Regions from separate parts of the Homo sapiens genome. Here region 1 is linked to region 2. Evidence: chromatin loops called from intact Hi-C (ENCODE). Cell type or tissue: Calu3. All regions are shown on one strand. Each heading gives the region's core, and the rest is flanking DNA. Links, peaks and the distances in the headings are about the cores only. Region 1 has its middle 47 kb from the start of FAM124B. Region 2 overlaps LOC105373909 (a long non-coding RNA gene).

The links. A loop is a pair of places that touch in the nucleus more often than their neighbours do. Peaks named below come from ENCODE experiments on the same cell type or tissue, not always from the same donor. Only the 100,000 strongest peaks of a DNase experiment are listed, where the experiment ranks them.
Region 1: a loop joins it to region 2, with 4 times the contacts of the local background. A loop is called at or near these places in 29 of 110 quality-filtered maps.

Annotation. Positions count from the first base shown.
Region 1 is chr2:224,446,502-224,451,887 of GRCh38, forward strand. No RefSeq gene overlaps it. Among named protein-coding and RNA genes, the nearest start is that of FAM124B, 47 kb to the left of the region's middle. In Calu3, for the core only: a CTCF peak has its summit at 3,147 (motif pointing left); a DNase peak (open chromatin) is centred at 3,130.
Region 2 is chr2:224,643,268-224,648,653 of GRCh38, forward strand. All of the region lies in intron 2 of LOC105373909 (a long non-coding RNA gene), which reads left to right. Among named protein-coding and RNA genes, the nearest start is that of CUL3, 61 kb to the left of the region's middle. In Calu3, for the core only: a CTCF peak has its summit at 3,191 (motif pointing left); a DNase peak (open chromatin) is centred at 2,674.

The DNA of each region.
Region 1 (5,386 bases), core at 251-5,250, 200 kb before region 2:
GAACCTTTTGAGGGCTACTTTAATTTCTGTTATGGCTATGGGTTTATTCAAAATTTCTTTGTCGTTTTGGATTAGTTTCTGCAGTTCATATATTTTTTAAGAAAAGTAAATATTTTATCAAAGTTTTAAATGTTCATGTGTAGTTTAAAAAATGCTTACTAAATCAATAGATATTGCCTCTTCTTATTTCTTATTATAGATTAAAAAACGGCTTTTGATTTTGTTGATTCTCATTCCTTTTTTTTAATACTTTGTTACTTTCTGCTCCTGTTCTTTTTTTTTTTTTTCTGAGATGGAATCTCTCTCTGTTGCCCAGACTAGAGTGCAGTGTAATCACCTCGACTCACTCCAACCTCTGCATCTGGGTTCAAGCAATTCTCCTGCCTCAGACTCCCAAATAACTGGGACTATAGGCACGCGCCACCACACCAGGCTAATTTTTGTATTTTTAGTAGAGACAGGGTTTCACCATGTTGGCCATGCTGGTTTCGAACTCTTGACCTCAAGTGATCCTCCTGCCTTGGCTTCGCAAAGTACTGGGATTTATTCCCACAAAATGAAATTCTAATAACTTTTTGCTGAATTCCACAAATGTTGGTATGTAACACATTTATTAGTATTCTCGTCTTACATATGCTGTCATTTCCATGGTGCCATCTTTTTAAAATTAATCCACAAATTATTCAGGATTACATTTTAGAGTTTCCAAATGTGTGTGTATATTACTTATTTTATTAGTACTTTTATTTACTCATTTTGGTATTTTTTATTGTTGAATTCTTATTTAGTTTCTTTTTTTTTCTTTTTTTTTTTTTCTTTTTTTGAGGAGGAGTTTCGCTCTTGTCACCCAGGCTGGAGTGCAGTGGGAAGATCTCAGCTCACTGCAACCTCCGCCTCCTGGGTTCAAGCAGTTCTCCTGCCTCAGCCTCCCGAGGAGCTGGGATTACAGGCACCCACCACCACGCCTGGCTAATTTTTTTTTTGTATTTTTAGTAGAGACGGGGTTTCGCCATGTTGGGCAGGCTGGTCTCGAACTCCTGACCTCAGGTGATCCGCTCGCCTTGGCCTCCCAAAGTACTGGGATTATAGGTGTAAGCCACCGCGCCCGGCCTTCTTTTTTTATTATTTAGTTTCAGTGTGACCAGAAAATGAGTATGGTCCATCTTTCAGGTGCCTATAAGTTCAAGAGTACTATATGTTTCTCTTACTTTTAAGTTCTTTCCTTTTTTATTTATATAATATTTTATGTAAAAATTAATGTATTTATATATAGTATAATATAAATTATATTTTGTCTAAAATCGATATTGCTATTCCAGCTTTTTAGGTTTATTATCTGATTACTGTTTGCATGAGACAAGTTTCTCCATCCCTTTAGTTTCAATTTATCTCATTGATTTCATTTTGTGTGTATTTTCTATAAGAATGCTATATGCTGGCCAGGCGCAGCGGCTCACGCCTGTAATCCCAGCACTTTGGGAGGCCGAGGCAAGTGGATCACCTGAGGTCAGGAGTTCGAGACCAGCCTGGCCAACGTGGTAAAACCCCGTCTCTACTAAAAATACAAAAATTAGCCGGTGGTGACACATGCCTGTAATCCCAGCAACTCGGGAAGCTGAGGCAGGAGAACTGCTTGAACCCAGGAGGCGGAGGTTGCAGTGAGCTGAGATCTTCCCACTGCACTCCAGCCTGAGCAACAGAGCAAGACTCTGTCTCAAAAAAAAAAAAAAAAAAAAAAGAATACTATATGCTATAGTCTGAATGTTATACCCCCACAATTTGTATATTGAAATTTAATTACCAATGTGATGGTATTAGGAGGTAGGCCCTTTCAGCAGTGATTAGGTCATGAGAGTGAAATCAATGTCTTTATAAAAGAGGCTCCAGGGATCTGCCTTGTCCTACCATGTGAGAACATGTCTAGAAGGCTCCATCTATGAACCACAAAGTGAGCCGTCACTAGAAAACCTGTCTGCTGTTGCCTTGATGATGGACTTCCCAGCTTCCAGAACTATGAGAAATAAATTTCTGCTGTTTATACAGAGTTGATGGTACTTTGTTACAGCAGCTGGAACAGACCAAGGCACTATGCCTAGAGTTTTTAAAAACTTAATCATACAGTCTCTTACTTTTTTATAGCAAGCTTACTCCATTTTCTAATTTTGTATTATTGATTGATTTAAAATGATTTCTACCCTCCTAGTTTTGATTTTCTGTTCACCTTCATTTGTCTTTCTTTTCTTTCCTTTTTTTAATAGTTTATTGAATTAGTGAAGCTTGCTATATTACCCCCTTTTGTTTTGGAAGTTACTTATAGTGTTTTCATTTTTTGACTATTTACCTTTAGTTGTCAACATACATATTCATCATATATTTTTCTAAATAATACAAAATGCTTAGTAATTTTACTTTTTTGTTCTGAACAACGGCAAAAAGTCCTTAGCACATATTAACTTCACATTTACATTTCCTCTTCAATTTATTATTATCTAGAGAGTTTTAGTTTTGTACTTCTTAGAGCACAACAAATAAAAATTGAGAATATTTTTATAGTCAATGGTTTATAAAGATTCATTTATACTTTATCAATTTCTGTGATTCCCCTCCTTATTTTGCGTTCCATATCTTTCCTCTACGTTTTTTATTTTCCTTCCTACTGAAGTATATTCTGCAATAATTATTTTAGTGAGGGTTTTCGTGTGGCTTTGGCTGTTGTATAGCATTGCATTTCCGATCAATTTCTGGTCCATGAAATAATTTATTTTGTTCTTCATCCAGACTCTCTCATAACAGTTTTCCCTTTTTATGGGATATCTGTATTTGCCACGGGTTTTGTGCAAGGGAAATAAGTTGAAAGGTTAACCTGTGGAGTCATCTTCAGTTGAAATCAGGGTTAATGACTGCTGAGTTCCTGGTCCTCAGAGGGAAGGACAGAAGCAGCTGAAAACAAACATAAATATGGCAACTTGCCTGACCTGAATGGAAAAAAAAAATTATGGGCAAATGCACATTTCAAAGGATATTTGGCTTTTCTCAGCTTTCTAAATTTTTGTTCTTTGTTCAATTCCTATCAATATTGGGGTGATAATGCTTGGTGTGCTGACCCCTGGTGGATTCAGTGAGTGCCAGTTTATGACAATTTTTGAAGGTGAAGTAGGTCTTATTCCAGTAGCCTGATTCAAATGCCGTAAGAGGCTAGGCAGGTTATATAAATGTGTCAGGTGACCCCATGTGACCATAGATCATGGTGCCAGTGTAGTGACAAATATGCCCTGTATATGACCATACACATGGCGCCAAGTGTTTTATGTGCCAAGTCACATAAAACCAATGGTAAAAAAAATGTTGGCAAAACACACACACATATGAACATTTGATTGGAGAGCTTGATTGGACCAATCAGTTTGGCCCAAACTACCTTGTTTAAGTTACACACAGAAAGGTTGTGCCCCTGCCCTGAGGTCTCACCCCAAGCTCAGTTTGTAAATTAATAACTAATGTTCTTTCCATGATCCACTCTTAATTTCCAAAAAAATAGTAACAACTAATCAATGCTACAGTGGGCTCTTTTTATAAACTACTATTAGACATTTGCTGACAAGACCCAATGGGAGAGAATATTATTCTTCAAGTGAATTCATGTATTATTGTCTGTGTTTTGAATAAAAACTTTGGTGGTATATATTATTTGGGAACTTGTAGAGCAAAATTTTCTCCTATAAAACATTAAATGTTATACTAATTAAGTATTTTTTCTCTAGCTTTTATACAGTCAACTTGAAGTTTAAGAACTTAAAATCAGATTCAAATCCTGATATGCTATATTTTTAACTGGGGAGCATGATTAGAATAAGAATGAATTATCTGAAAGTAGCAAGTACCAGTGGTTATCCAGAATCAAATATTTTATTTTGTCGAGGTTGGGAAAAATCCAAATTATATTTCTACTTTGGATATTTTAATTAATTTTAATTATGATTGTTAAAAGGCATTTAATCTTTTTTCCCCCTGGTTGATTTAAACTTACTTATCTAGTTGTTTTCCAGGACCTGTCTGATAGATACCTCACTTGGAAGCTACAGTGGCTTCCTATTACTTATCATGTTAAGTCTGAAATTTTCCACCTGCCAGTCCCCTCCAACATTCCATTTCTTTCTTTCTTTCTTTTTTCTTTTTTTTTTTTTTTGAGACGGAGTCTCACTCTGTCACCAGGCTGGGGTGCAGTGGCAGGATCTCAGCTCACTGCAACCTCTGCCTCCTGGGTTCAAACGATTCTCCTTCCTCAGCCTCACGAGTAGCTGGGACTACAGGTGCGTACCACCATATCCAGCTAATTTTTGTATTTTTAGTAGAGACGGGGTTTCACCATGTTGACCAGGATTACCTCGATCTCTTGACCTCATGATCCACCCGCCTTGGCCTCCCAAAGTACTGGGATTACAGGTGTGAGCCACCACGCCCGGCCCATTTCTTTTAACCACTGTATTTTTGGGTCTTAACTGTGCCACTCAAGACAATCAGACTGCTCTTCTCATGGGAAGGGCGTCCTGTTCTCAACCCTTGGCCTTCCCCATGTCTCACATGAATGTGAAGAAGTGGAGTGTGGCATCCCCAGGCAGATCTCCAATTCCATTTTCAAAGTCATCATAGATGGATTTCTTGGTTCTCATCTCTCCTTCGCACTCTCTTCCCTTAATACACTATTGTTCTCTCTTATCTGGTTCCTCTTACAGCCACTCAAGCTCCTGACAAAACTTTATGGTAGCATAAGAAACTTGAGGAATATGTGTGTGTGTGTGTGTGCATATATATATACACATATGTATACACACAAATACATATATATATACATATTTGCATATATGTTTAATGACATGAAATAATTGTCTAAAAGCAATCATAAAATTTAAAATAAAATATTAATACACAAATCCTTGGCTGAGCACAGTGGGTCACGCCTATAATCCCAGCACTTTAGGAGGCCAAGGCAGGCAGATCACTTGAGGTCAGGAGTTGGAGACGAGCCTGGCCAACATGGTGAAACCTCCTCTCTACCAAAAACACAAAAATTAGCCAGGGGTGGTGGCACGTGCCTGTAGTTCCAGCTACTTGGGAGGCTGAGGCAGGAGAATCACTTGAACCCGGAAGGCAGAGGTTGCAGTGAGCCAAGATCGCGCCACTGCACTCCAGCCTGGGCAACACAGAGAGACTCCATCTCAAAAAACATAACTAACTAACTAACTAACTAACTAAATAATTATATGGGACAATAACTCAAAAATACCACCATTTAAAAAAATCACATATACATACAAACTCTAACGTGTATAAATGCTGCCCATCCGTGACATTTACATACAAATTTTAATAGCTGTCTAAGGCAGTG
Region 2 (5,386 bases), core at 200-5,199:
TTGGTATTAGAGAAGAGAGGTTGATTACTTCTTGAATCCTCTAGGATTTTTCCTTTATGGATACATGTGTTGGACTACTTTGTAAGTTTTGCTTCAATTATCCTCCAACTGTCCCATTTTCCTACTCTACTCGTGGCTCCCACTTCTGCTTCTTCTGCACCTCAGTAGAACAGGAGCAGCCTCCCAGGGCATGGCAAGTTCATTTGGCTTGGCATGGGCCCTGGACAATGGGTCTTGCCTTCAGGTGGTGTGACTTCTTGGCTTGGTGAATAGAAAATGCCATCCTAGGCCGGGCGTGGTGGCTGACACCAGTAATTCCAGCGCTTTGGGAGGCCGAGGCTGTCGGATCACCTGAGGTTAGGAGTTCGAGACCAGCCTGGCCAACATGGTGAAACACCATCTCTACTAAAAATACAAAGATTAGCCAGGCATGGTGGTGCACATCTGTAATCTCAGCTACTCGGGAGGCTGAGGCACGAGAATCACTTGAACCCTGGAAGCAGAGGTTGCAGTGAGCCAAGATGGCACTACTGCACTGCAGCCTGGGCGACAGCAAGATTCTGTCTCAAAAAACAAACAAACAAAAAATGCCATCCTGGCTGCCTGTGCTGATCCTGAACAAGGTTTGGGGGCTAGAGCAGAGCAGACCCCTACGCATGTCTCCTTTGGTTTAGGGTCTTTGGGGAAGGGATGCTGCAGCCATTGGTGATTGGTGGTACCGAAACCCCAGCCTAGCGGCTTTGGGCTGACTCTGTGGGAAGCTGGTGTCAACTGTAAAAAGCTTCTCATCTGCAGTGCTTTGACAAGTACTTTCAGGAGAGTTTCTTAATTCTCTGAGCTCTAATTCCCTCATCTGAAAGGCAGAGTAGTAATAATTATGGCTTCTTAGAGTTTTTATGAGAATTGACTTAATTTCAGAGGCAGTAAACAGCCCAGGTAAGCTTGGCTTCGAGTGTGGAGTCAGGCCTTTCAATTCCTTTCCATCTGGAATTTTGGGTGGTGGGACATGGGAACAAGTTTCTTACCCTCTCTGTGCCTCAGTTTCCTTATTCCCAATAAGAGAATAATAATGGTACCTTCTTGTTATGGTTGCTGTGAGAATTGGATGAAATATTTTATGGGAAATGCTTTAAACTGTGACTGGTATTTGATTATAGCACTTAAAAAATACCTGTTGAGGCCGGGCGCAGTGGCTTACGCCTGTAATCCCAGCACTTTGGGAGGCTGAGGCGGGCAGATCATGAGGTCAGGAGATCAAGACAATCCCGGCTAACACGGTGCAACCCCATCTCTACTAACAATACCAAAAAAAAAAAAAAAAAAATTTAGCCAGGCTTGGTGGCAGGCGCCTGTAGTCCCAGCTACTTGGGAGGCTGAGGCAGGAGAATGGTGTGAACCCAGGAGGTGGAGTTTGCAGTGAGCCAAGTACACGCCACTGCACTCCAGCTTGGGTGACAGAGCGAGACTCCATCTCAAAAAAAAAAAAAAGCTGTTGATAAAAGAGGCCCTTGATGAATGTCTATTATTTAAATAATTACGTCCATGAAAAGTACTTTAACAGCATTAAAAAGTTAGTTATTGTGGGGCTGGGCGTGGTGGCTCACAGCTGTAATCCCAGCACCTTGGGAGGCGGAGGCAGGCAGATCACAAGGTCAGGAGTTCGAGACCATCCTGGCCAACATGATGAAACCCCTTCTCTACTAAAAATACAAAAATTACCCGGGCGTGGTGGCGCACGCCTGTAGTCCCAGCTACTTGGGAGGCTGAGGCACAATAATCACTTGAACCCGGGACGCGGAGGTTGCAGTGAGCAAAGATCGCGCCACTACACTCCAGTCTGGTGACAGAGCGAGTGAGATTCAGTCTAAAAGAAAAAAAAGTTATTGTGTTAAATTTTATTACATCCTCCATTATCCTTGCTGATTTTGTGTTCCAGAAATAATTACAACATTATCACACAAATCTAATCTCTGGGATCTAAATGAGAGGATCACACACTCAGATGGCTACAGGGGCGAGACAGGTCACACAAATAAATGAGGGTGCAAGCTCTGCGATGAAGGGTCCACAATCAGAATCAGATCTGTTAAAATAGGCTATGGCCAACTATTTCAATACCAGCAGTATCACTTGCAGATTCTTTCAGAGAAGCTGGAAATCTGAAATTTTTATTAATAGATGAGATTTCTGGGTTTATTAATGTTAGCAGTTTAACCAAAGAGTTTAGAAACACCTTGTTGGCTAAAGAAATGTATGTTTCAGGGGAGTGGCCTTGACCCACAGACCACCAGTTTAGAAATGCTGATCTAGACTACTGCAGATTAGTTTGTGAGACCAGCCAGAAATAGGATCCAGAAAGGTCAATATACATGGGAGAATGGTTAGAGCACCAGGAACCACTGGAGTGACAGGCTCAGGTGGGTGGATCCTCAGAAGCTGCTCTGGGGCAGGAGAAAGACTGGACTTGGGAGCAAGAAGGATGCTGAAAAGATGAAGCCCGTGACCGAAGGTGACCTGGGCATACTTGACAAGCTAATCTAGGGCTGGCCCCAATGCCACAGATATCTGTATTTTGAATACAGGTTGTTTTTACTTCCTTGGCAATCAGGTTACACAGAGGCAGTATTGTTCAATTCCTATGGCTTCCCGGGACCTGAATTGCACCTGCTGTGCATAACGATGGCATCATCCATAATTAGGCAATGACTTGCTTTTGTCTTGAGGCTTCTATGGGCCTTACCTGATGCAGGCATTCTGGAGGGAGTGTAAGTGGAAAGACTCTAGCAGAGTCAGGTAATATAATTCAGCACACTAAAGTGAACTATGGAACAGGTGCACATACAATGCAATAGCTCAGTTTCACTTTTAATGACTTGCATTATCACACAGCTATTTGGTTATCGTTTTCATAACTCAACAATCTCAAATTAAGACTTTACTATACTTATATAATGGTCTTCTATCCATGGGCAGAGACAAGCAAGGTACAAAATCAGGGGGGAAAATGAAGGCTAAATATGTATTACTAATATTCAAAATGAGAATCAAACATTTGTTATTTAAAAGTTATAGGACAATAGCAGTTGATGAGTGGTTCTTAACGGGGGCAATTTTACCACCACCAGGGGACATTCGCAATGTTTGGAGACATTTTTGGTTGTCACAACTGAGGGTAGCGTTTGCTACTGGCATCTAGTGGTAGAGACTGGGGATGTTTCAGAATATCCTACAATGTACAGGAAGACCCCCAACAATGATCAGCCCCAACATATCAACAGAGACAAGGTCAAAATAGTTCGAAATATGCAATAGTTTGAAAGAAAAAAATTCATCTGCATGTAACTTTAGAAATGAAACTAGGGCGTAAATTAAAGGCAGCCATGCATATGCACGTAAATTAAAAGGTTAAAGGTGTGCATATGTGTGACTGATTACAGCAAATTGCTGTCTCTTCATGAACTCTTAGCTGAATTAATCAAACCAATTATATATGTAGGAAGCAACCTACCTCCTCCGATAACAAGAAAATCATTTTCGCATGCAGCTTTAAGCACGTGGAAGGCCCCCAAAAGATGAATGTGCTGATGACATGCAGAGCAAAAATCATACGAAGAGGAAAAACTTGAAGAGCAAAACCTAGGGTCCTTGATCCTTCCAAGTGGACCCACCAATTGTGTCTTCTCCACTCATTGCTCCCAGTGTGTGGTAGAGTTGATCTCCTTTGACATCTTGCTTTACTAACAGATGCTTTAAATATAAAACAAGTTCAAAGACAGGTAAACAGAAGCTGAGGCTTTCATGCAGTAGAGTGTACTGTGGCTAAGTTATCTGTCAAGTACAATGTTTACTCAGTTGAGATACCTCTCAATTGAAGATGCGGGCCATTATTTCCTAAAGGGGAGTTCTACCCTGAAGTATAGTCTGAGCTGTTAAGGACAGAGGATAACATAAAATAGCTGAAAAGTTTGGGATATTGAGATAAAATGCTGAATTTCGTATTGAGATAAAATGCTGAATTTCATGAAGCATCTAATAGAAAAGAAGCAAGATTGAGGGTTTTAGGTTTTGCATTTTTTTTTTTTTGAGACTGTCATGCTCTGTCACCCAGGCCGGAGTACATTGGTGCTATAGTGGTGCTGTCACTGCAGCCTCCGCATCCTGGGCTCAAGCTATCCTCCCACCTCAGCCTCCCAAGTAGCTGGGACCACAGACACATGCCACCACCCCCAGCTAATTAAAATATTTTTTCTTTTGTGGATACGGGGTTCCCCTGTGTTGCTCAGGCTGGTCTCGAATCCCTGGGCTCAAATGATCTTCCCACCTCAGCCCCCAAAGTGCTGGGATTACAGAAATGAGTCACCGCACTCAGGCATTTCGATTTTACTGAAAAGGGGCAGGAGTGTGGGGCCTGGCTTTTAAATGAAATCTGTACACAAACTATTAAGGTAGGTATTCCCGCTTTCCTATAAAGTCTCATTATGTAGCCAGGGAAGTCATATTACCCAAAAGAACCCAACAGAAACCAAATCCAAACTGAAATATTTACACGGTTTTTTTTTTTTTTTTTGAGATGGAGTCTTGCTCTGTTGCCCAGCTGGAATGTAGTGGCGCAATCTTGGCTCACTGCAAGCTCTGCCTCCTGGGTTCAAGCCATTCTCCTGCCTCAGCCTTCCCAGTAGCTGGGACTACTGGCACTCGCCACCACGCCCAGTTAATTTTTGTTGTATTTTTTTTTTAGTAGAGACAGGGTTTCGCCACGCTAGCCAGGATGGTCTCGATCTCCTGACCCCGTGATCCATCCGCCTCGGCCTCCCAAAGTGCTGGGATTACAGGCGTGAGCCACCGCGTCCAGTCTTTTTTTTTTTCTTTTTTTTTTTTAACACAGTATCTTGCTCTGTCACCCAGGCTGGAGTGCAGTGGCGTGATTTCAGCTCACTGCAAACTCCACCTCCCAGGTTCAAACAATTCTCATGCCTCAGCCTCCCCAGTAACTGGGATTACAGGTGTGCACCACCACACCCTGCTAATTTCTGTTTTGTTTGTTTCTTTTTTTTAGTAGAGGTGGGGTTTCGTCATGTTGGCCAGGCTGGTCTTGAACTCCTGGCCTCAAGTGATCTGCCCGCCTCGGCCTCCGAAAGTGCTGGAATTACAGGTGTGAACCACTACACCCGGCCTACACAGGGTCTTTAAAAAGTCTTAATTGTTACACTTAATTGAAGTAGACATCCTTACGTTTTTTTTCCCAAGTTGGTGATCCTCTTTCATAGTTCCCATTATTAAACCTCTTTCTCTCTTTTGTTTCAGACAAAAATAGGAAGGGTTGGTATTTACTGAGCACTTACCAGATGTTGTTGTAAGTACTTTACAGATAGCTATTTAAGCCTCA